Linked DNA regions of Homo sapiens: region 2 is linked to region 1. Evidence: read pairs that join two places in POLR2A ChIA-PET (ENCODE). Cell type or tissue: PC-9. All regions are shown on one strand.

Region 1 (4,000 bases):
TTGGAAGAGTTAAATTCAGGTGCTCAGATGGTGATGTCAGGACTCTCTCTCAATCACTCTTTTGCTTGCCTCTGTGTTGACTTCATTATTGGACAGTGGCCACATGGTAGTCAGCAACTCCACTTTTACAGCCAGTTAAACTAGCCAGACCATAGCAAAAGAGCACCCCTGATATGGTTTGGATGTTTGTCCCCCTCAAATCTCATGTTGAAATGTGATCCTGAGCATTGAAGGTATGCACTAATGGGAGGTGTTTGGATCATGGGGGCGGATCCCTCATGAATGGCTTTTTGCCCTCCCCACAACAATGAGTTCACGTGAGAGCTGGTTTAAAGAGCCTGGCACATTCCCCTGCCCTTGCTCCCTGTCTTGCCATGTGACACGCTGGCTCCCCTTCACCTTCCATCATGATTGGAAGCTTCTTGAGGCTCTGACCAGAAGCAGATGCTGGCACCATGCTTCCTGTACAGCTTACAGAACCATAAGCCAAATAAACCTCTTTTCTTTGTAAATTACCCAGTGTCAGGTATTCCTTTATAGCAGCACAAATAAATGACACAACCCCTTTCCCAAGAATTCCTGCCAGAGTCCCAGAGCTGAGGCTTCTGGATGCTTGCTAGATTATGTGGCCCTCCCGAGATCTATCACAGGGTCTTGTGGATGTGGTGTCCTTTTTGGCTGGATGAGGTCATGTGAGGGCAAAGGGGCCACATGAGATTGGAGAGAGACATCCTGCTATTTCCCTCTGTCCTCTGTTCTCTTTTTATATCCACTTGCCTCCTAGAATCAGACTACACATGACTGACAAACCATCTGATACCACATTTAAAATTAGACCTAAGTAAATAGGATGAAAGTGGGTGGGAGTGTGGAAAAGAGAGAGCTGATGAATGGCTCGGAGTTTCCCTATGTGTAGTAAAGAAATACTGGTGGGCTGGTGCTTGAACTGGTGCTGAGAGGGTAAGAGGCTTGGCTGTGTTTCACACCATTCAAAAGAAATAGGAATCCTGCAACACTCTGCAAGCCATTTTTAGAGGTGATTGTACACTTCTCAAAGTTAGTCACACAACCAGCAAGCCAAAGTCAGATGATTCTTTTGTGTCTTGTGAATGTGGAAAGGATTGTTGAACAGTAGTCAGCTCAAAACCTGTGATTCTAGGCTGGGTGTGGTGGTGGCTGATACCTGCAATCCCAGCACTTTGGGAGGCTAAGGTAGGAGGATCACTTGAGGCCAGGAGTTCAAGACCATCCTAGGTAACATAGTGAGAACCCATCACTACCAAAACAAAAAGAAAAAACCAAAAATACCTATGATTCTAGAATTTATTGGTTTTTCTTTTCACCTCTGTCTTTGGAAATTGCTATTAAAAAATACAGACGAGTAACAAAAATAATATGTGATTGTGCCTTCTCTGAGACTGGTGTTAGGAATGCTAGAACTTGTCTCACAGGCATTTCTTCCTATGTCTTCATGCCTGTTGCTATTCCAACCTTGTCATCCTTTTAACTTTTATTATTTTACTACTCTGAGCTCCAGTGCTTACTACCAGCAAAACTAAATAGCTTGCCTGCTTAGTTAGGCATTAAACGCTGAGAATGTGCCAGCATGTGGATCTTTACCCATGCTGGGAGATGGAGGGTGAGAAGGCTAATCTCTCAGCATTTTATGTGGAAGAAAAATATTGCAGTTTATTTGACCTTTTACTTATGGGAATAAAGTAAGGGGTTTAGTGCTTTTACAAATCGAAAGTACAGAGAGAAGAATTAGGTATTCTTAAGCTAAAAGCGATGAGAGTATCTAGATTTCCGTGTGTGTGTGTGTGTGTGTGTGTGTGTGTGTGTGTGTGTGTGTTTTTCTTTCAAGCTTGTCTGGTAAAAGAAAATCTTGTCGTATCCTTGAGGATAATAATGCTTGATAGAATTGGGTATTTAAATACAGACATGATTCAACAGAAACAGCCATTCCATGTTCAACGAAGTGAACTTTTCTACCTTCTGCAGAAGACTACACTACACTAACAATCATATTGAATAGGCAACCCTAAATTAACTTAATTAATTTTAATGATCAATGTAAGTGTTGATTGGAAGCTTGTAATTTTGAATGTAAAATGGGGATTCTATGGATTATCAAAATATGTTTCCAAATTTCTTGATATTTAGGCTTAAAAAAAGAACAAAGTGATGTAACCATCTCAGTCATTAACAAGCCAAATCTTTAACTGGTGTGACAGTTATTGTCATTATGCTAATAACAGGAGATGGGGTTCTGTAAGATGAAGCATTAGCTGTTCCAGTCCTCCGAGGAAACAGTAAAATTCAGCTCCATTGGGTTGTAATTAGAAAAGAAGTATATTTAAATACTGAAAAAAATCTTCGCTACTTCAGCACACAGTATGCCAAGGGCATGTGTGAGCAGCTTTTTAATCTCTAGGTGTGGCCTATTTTATAAATATTTTCATAAGCATTTATGTACTTGCCATTTGGCAATACAGCATTGTGTAATTGTATCCATATGTTGGCCTTCTGAAGTTGAATAAAAACTTCTTGGACAGGGCTAGCTGTCAATTCTTCATCTCCCTCCTCCATAGGGCAGTTTAGGCTCAAAATGAGGCTTTTTCACTGACAGGCGGGCACAGGAGGAGAAGAAGATTTAGCTTTCTTTTTCTACATTTTCTTTCCTTTCACAGTAGTAATGGTATTAATGGTGATAATCATAATAACTATTATGGAGTACTTACTTGTTTCTGTCAGCCAGATTCATGCATCAAGTAGTCTGATCCCATCCCTACAACCTCTTAAATAGCCATTGTTGTTTGTTATTGCCGCTGTACAGATGACACCACTGAGCACAGAGTGGTTAAAGAACTTGCTTAAAGTCACACAAATGGTAAGTGGAGTTTCTGTGACACAAACCAGGTAGCCTGGCTGTTTCCTTCTGGTTCTTAACTGCACCTCCGGCTGAGATCTGTGTTTTTAGCCATTGTTTCCAATTCCAGCAGCTTCGTTGGCCCAGCCTATCCCGAGTGGGATTCGTGATCCCTCTGTTCACTTTTCTTTTCCCCCTTCTTGTTAGGTCAAGTACAAAAGAGATTTTGAAGAAAGCAAAGGGAGGGGCTTCAGCATCGTCACGGACACTCCTGAGCTACAGAGACTGAAGAGGACTCAGGAGCAAATCAGTAATGTAGGTGCCTGTTTATTCAATAGCATGATGGCTCTGATGTGCATTTCTGGATGAGAAAGGGAGGCTGGATGACTTGGAAGTGTTTGTGTTGCTGTGGGGTGCAAGCAGTACTCAGTGCACGCATAGACTATGCCAATTTCATCTGGTAAACCCTGCCCTCTGGTTCCATCACAGTTATCTAGGACCCGGTGCTTAGTTACCTAATAGAAGATCTCCTTATTCCATTTTGAATGGTTCTCAGCTTTCAAATTTTTCCAAAATAGGCCTTTTATAATTAAAATAAGAAACTTGAAAGTTAAGTTTTGACTGTGGATAAGCATATAAAATATACATATAAGGTTAGGAGTCTTAAGATCTCCTATTTGCCGACTAGGTGTCTATAAGATTTCATATTTTGAATTAGATATTTGTTGAAATCAGGTATTACATCTTACTTTTGAAATAAACATTTATATATGTAGTTGCTTTGGACTTGAAGCTGTGCCTTGTTTATTAATATAGTTTCCTCAAAAGAGAAAATGGAGACTAGGAGAAGTTCAAAATGTATTAGGGAGGTATTAATTCAGTACTTATTAAAGGTGGATAAACAGCTCTTCTAAGTTTTGGTAATTCACACCTGTGATTATGTTTCTTCCAAAATATTACATGAAGTGTGTCAGGATGTATTTTTCTTCACAAAAATTAATTCAATGTTAGATATCCAAGAAGAAATATGGATGAAAATTAACAGATGTGTGAGTGACATAAAAGTATGAGCAAACAGGCAACACTCATACCATTTTTCACGAGAACTGTATTTTGTGCGTCACTTATAAA
Region 2 (4,000 bases), 120 kb before region 1:
AAATTCTCTATATCATTCATTGGCTGCAGTGTTTTTAAAGAATAACTTTTATGTTTGAGAGGAAACCTATAGGGAGCAGCTATAGCCATCTGGAAATAGCATCACCTTGTTTGAGTTATAGGGTCTTAGCACAATTGACAGAAAAATGAGAAATCTGTTATGTCATTGATTTCTCCTTACACAAATCGTGCAGTTTTGGATAAGCTAATATTTTTCTGGGATATTTCTAAACACTTCTAGAAAAGGGCTCTATTTCATGTGGGCCTAAATGATAACAACACGGAGTCGAACTCTTTAATTCCTATGGAAATTGTGAAAATGGGCAACAAACTGCATTGCCTAGTCTCTTTTGCTTGTTTTCTACATTAGTACACCAATACAACGCCAGATTCTCCTGGTTGAAAACACACATATTTATGGATTTTTTTTTCAAAGTACATCTTATCAAAGAAGTACTGTGAAGACAAGGAAAAGTACAGATACAGCCCATTTTAAGAAAATCCCAAATGAAAAAAATGCAGATTTCCATAAAAGCTCCTCCTGTATATCTAAACATTTTTAAATGTTTATTCATGATATCTGAGAGACTTGCCTGCCCTGCCGAGTGAGATGTAAATGAGAAGTGCATATTTTTGCCTCTTTTGTCCTGTTGCCATGAGGTCCTACATTTATATATATTTTCATAGTTGTGCATTTATATTAGAACAAAACTTTACTTTAACACATATACACTTCTTAATATTTATGTAGAAAATTGCTTTAATGTATTAATTAAATGAGCTTTTGTATATATGTTGTTTTATTTCTAATTTTAATTTTAATTTTTAGAGACAAGGTCTTACTCCGTCGCTGAGGCTGGAGTACAGTGGCATGATCATAGTTCACTGCAGCCTCTAACTCTTGGGCTCAAATGATCCTCCAGCCTCAGTCTCCCAAGTAGCTGGGACCATCGGTGTGCACCACTATGCTTGGCTAATTAAGTTTTTTTGTTTGTTTGTTGTTTGTAGAGACAGGTTCTCATTTTGTTGCCCAGACTGGTCTCGAACTCCTGGCTTCAAGCAGTCCTTCCGCCTCGGCTTCCCAAACTTCTGGGATTCCAGGCACGAGCCACCATACTTGGCCTACGTGCTGTTTTAAAACAAATTAACTGAAAATGCACAATTGGAAAAATTCCACATCTCTAAAACAATGAGAAGAAAGTAGCTATGACTTAGTAAAATCTCAGAAGGGCATTCTACTTTTGGAAGAAATATAAATGTTTCAAGATTAGCATGTGATGGAGCGTGAGAAATATAATGGGTCCTCACATGAAAATCAAGCGAGTTTAGAAGGCAATTCTTTCAAAATCGCTGGTAGGTTTGTCTTCCAAGTGGTATTGGTTGGTGGCTGGGAAGAAGCTATTCAGGCACAGTGAATGTGACAAGCCCAGTGACACTACCATAGGCTAGAGGAAATCAGATTGGCATAACCCTTTCACATTTTTCCGCACTAACCCACTGGTCTCTTTTCTAAAAAGCATTCATGTGCAACAGGGCTAGCCATGCGTAAACTCCCCACCAAGCTTCCTAATGAGTTGACCAAGAACCATGACCAGACCAGGTGGTAAAGTCATGTTGAGTCTTGGCAGCAACCGGGTTCTCTCTGTGCTAGTGCGTATGCCCCTGTGCTTTGGCTTGAATGTTGCTGGCAATGGAGCAGGAGGGAGAAGGCAAGGTTATTTCATTCATTCAGTATTTCTTAGACGTCCATCCTGAATTCTGTGAATTTCTAATTTCTGGTTGAACTCTTCTACTCTCTTTAGTTTTATTTCCCTCAAGAGACTTCATTGTTGCTGTTTTTTATTTTTATTTTTTTATTTTTTTTTTGGGACAGAGTCTTGCTCCGTCACCCAGGCTGCAGTGCAGTGGCACGATCTCGGCTCACTGCAACCTCTGCCTCCTGGGATCCTTCCTGGGTTCAAGTGATTCCCATGCCTCAGCCTCCCCAGTAGCTAGGATTACAGGCTGAGACTTAGTTTTAACATTGGCCTTTTATATTTGCTCTACCCATTCAATCTTGTTTATTGAGTATCTACTCAGTGATTGCAGCGAGAGAGAAACAAACTATAGACTCTTGCCCATAAAACTGTTACAGTGTAACTGAGGAGGCAAGCCATACAGACATAAAGCAATCTGTGAATGAGGCAACAATGTATGTATAGCTGCATTCAACACTCAACGCATAAACCACACACTGTGACCACTTGCGGTTAAATGAAGGGTGCAGAGAAATTTGAGAAAGTCTCAAAGCCACTCCCATCTCTCTGGACTGCAGAATTTAATACCCAATCTGGGACCACAGTGGCTGGTTTATCCAGCAGGTGATTAGGGCCTGAAAAACCAGCTTGTGCTACCCAAATACTTGGGAACTGTGCTGGAAATTCAGGTTATTTATACTAGGGTTTTTTTCCCAAGATGACAATTGTATTAGTCAGGACTCTCTGGGGACAAATGAGAGAAGCCCAGGCCATAGGCTCTTCAGTAAGAAAAGGTACGCTGCCTCTGGAAGGATGCCAGAGTATCTGTTCCAGTCATAGGCAGACCTGTAAGAGTGTAGCTTCTTCCTTCCCAACTTGCCTTTGCACATTTGCACATTTGTCACCTAGGCTGCAGTGCAGTGGCACAATCATGGCTCACTGCAACCTCCACCTCCTGGGCTCAAGTCATCCTCTTGCCTCAGCCTCCTAAGTAGCTGGGACTACAGCTGCACGCAACCACGCCTGGCTAATTTTTGTATTTTTAGTAGAGACGGGATTTTGCCATGTTGCCCAGGCTGTTCTCGAACTCCTGAGCTCAAGTGATCCTCCTGCCTTGGCCTCCTCTTTGCACACTGGCGTTATTCTCTCTCTTCCACCGAGGACTTCTCTGAGAGGAGCGGTATATAGTGGCTGATGATCTTAGCTAAGTGACTGCAGTGCAAAGAGAGAGTTTCCTTCTTCAAGCATTGCAAAAATATTTCAGAAAGAACTCAGACGGGCTCTTTTGGTTCTCAGTGTACCCCTTGAACAGATCATTGCTACAAGGAGGTGGGGTGCTGCTACTGGGGTGGAGGGACATGATGAGTGCCCAGAAGAAGGGACAAAAACTTCCTGGATAGTCAAATACAACAACTACACAGTTTCATTTTGAAAGTCCATTTGTGAAATCAATTTAAATCGACTATTGCTTACCCTGGGGTCATGCTATGCTGTCCAGCATTTTCCCTGATAGGCCTTCCTAACTTATTTGTGTTTCTATTCTCTAAAGAATCTTTAAGGCTTTTATACCAAAGGGGCTCTGATGGCATCTGGTAAGTGTAAATGTTTCTCCTCAGCACTGCGCTCCTGCTTAATGAAACAGTCACCAAAGAAAGGGTGCATTCAGGTCAAGTGCGCTGGCTTACGCCTGTAATCCCAGCACTTTGGAAGGCTGAGTTGGGTGGATCAACTGAGGTCAGGAGTTCGAGACCAGCCTGGCCAACAGGGTGAAACCCCGTCTCTAAAAAAATTCAAAAATTAGCCAGGTGTGGTGGCAGGCGCCTGTAATCCCAGCTATTTGGGAGGCTGAGGCAAGAGAATTGCTTGAACCTGAGAGCTGGAGGTTGCAGTGAGCCGAGAATATGCCACTGCATTCTAGCCTTGGTGACAGAGTGAGACTCTGTCTCAAAAAAAAAAAAAAAAAAATGCATCCCTCCTGCATATCCCATAATTTTCCCTTCTTAAATAAATGTATTTTCAAGTCCTTTGTGATAAGTACAGTACTTTTTCCATCCTTGTGATAGTTCACTGGTATAGGATCAAAATGGGCATCGGAATTAGGTGAGGAAATAGCCCATTGCTGAGTTGGACCATTTATTCCACTCTCTCTACACAGTCTTAATTTTTTTTTTTTTTTTTTTTTTTTTTTTTTAGTGGTGGTGGGGAACACTTCAAACTTACAAAAAATTTTCAGTACACTACAAAGAACATTTTTATTCCTGAAAT

The links. Peaks named below come from ENCODE experiments on the same cell type or tissue, not always from the same donor. Only the 100,000 strongest peaks of a DNase experiment are listed, where the experiment ranks them.
Region 2: POLR2A ChIA-PET joins it to region 1 with 9 read pairs; 3 of 35 experiments call an interaction of 5 or more read pairs at or near these places.

What each region holds. Positions count from the first base shown.
Region 1 is chr10:20,960,856-20,964,855 of GRCh38, reverse strand. It overlaps a transcript of NEBL not described here. Among named protein-coding and RNA genes, the nearest start is that of NEBL, 66 kb to the right of the region's middle. In PC-9, no CTCF peak of the experiment used is centred here; no DNase peak of the experiment used is centred here.
Region 2 is chr10:21,082,462-21,086,461 of GRCh38, reverse strand. It overlaps a transcript of NEBL not described here. Among named protein-coding and RNA genes, the nearest start is that of NEBL-AS1, 90 kb to the left of the region's middle. RefSeq lists a silencer at 1,747-1,900. In PC-9, no CTCF peak of the experiment used is centred here; a DNase peak (open chromatin) is centred at 2,411; H3K27ac peaks cover 1,554 bases.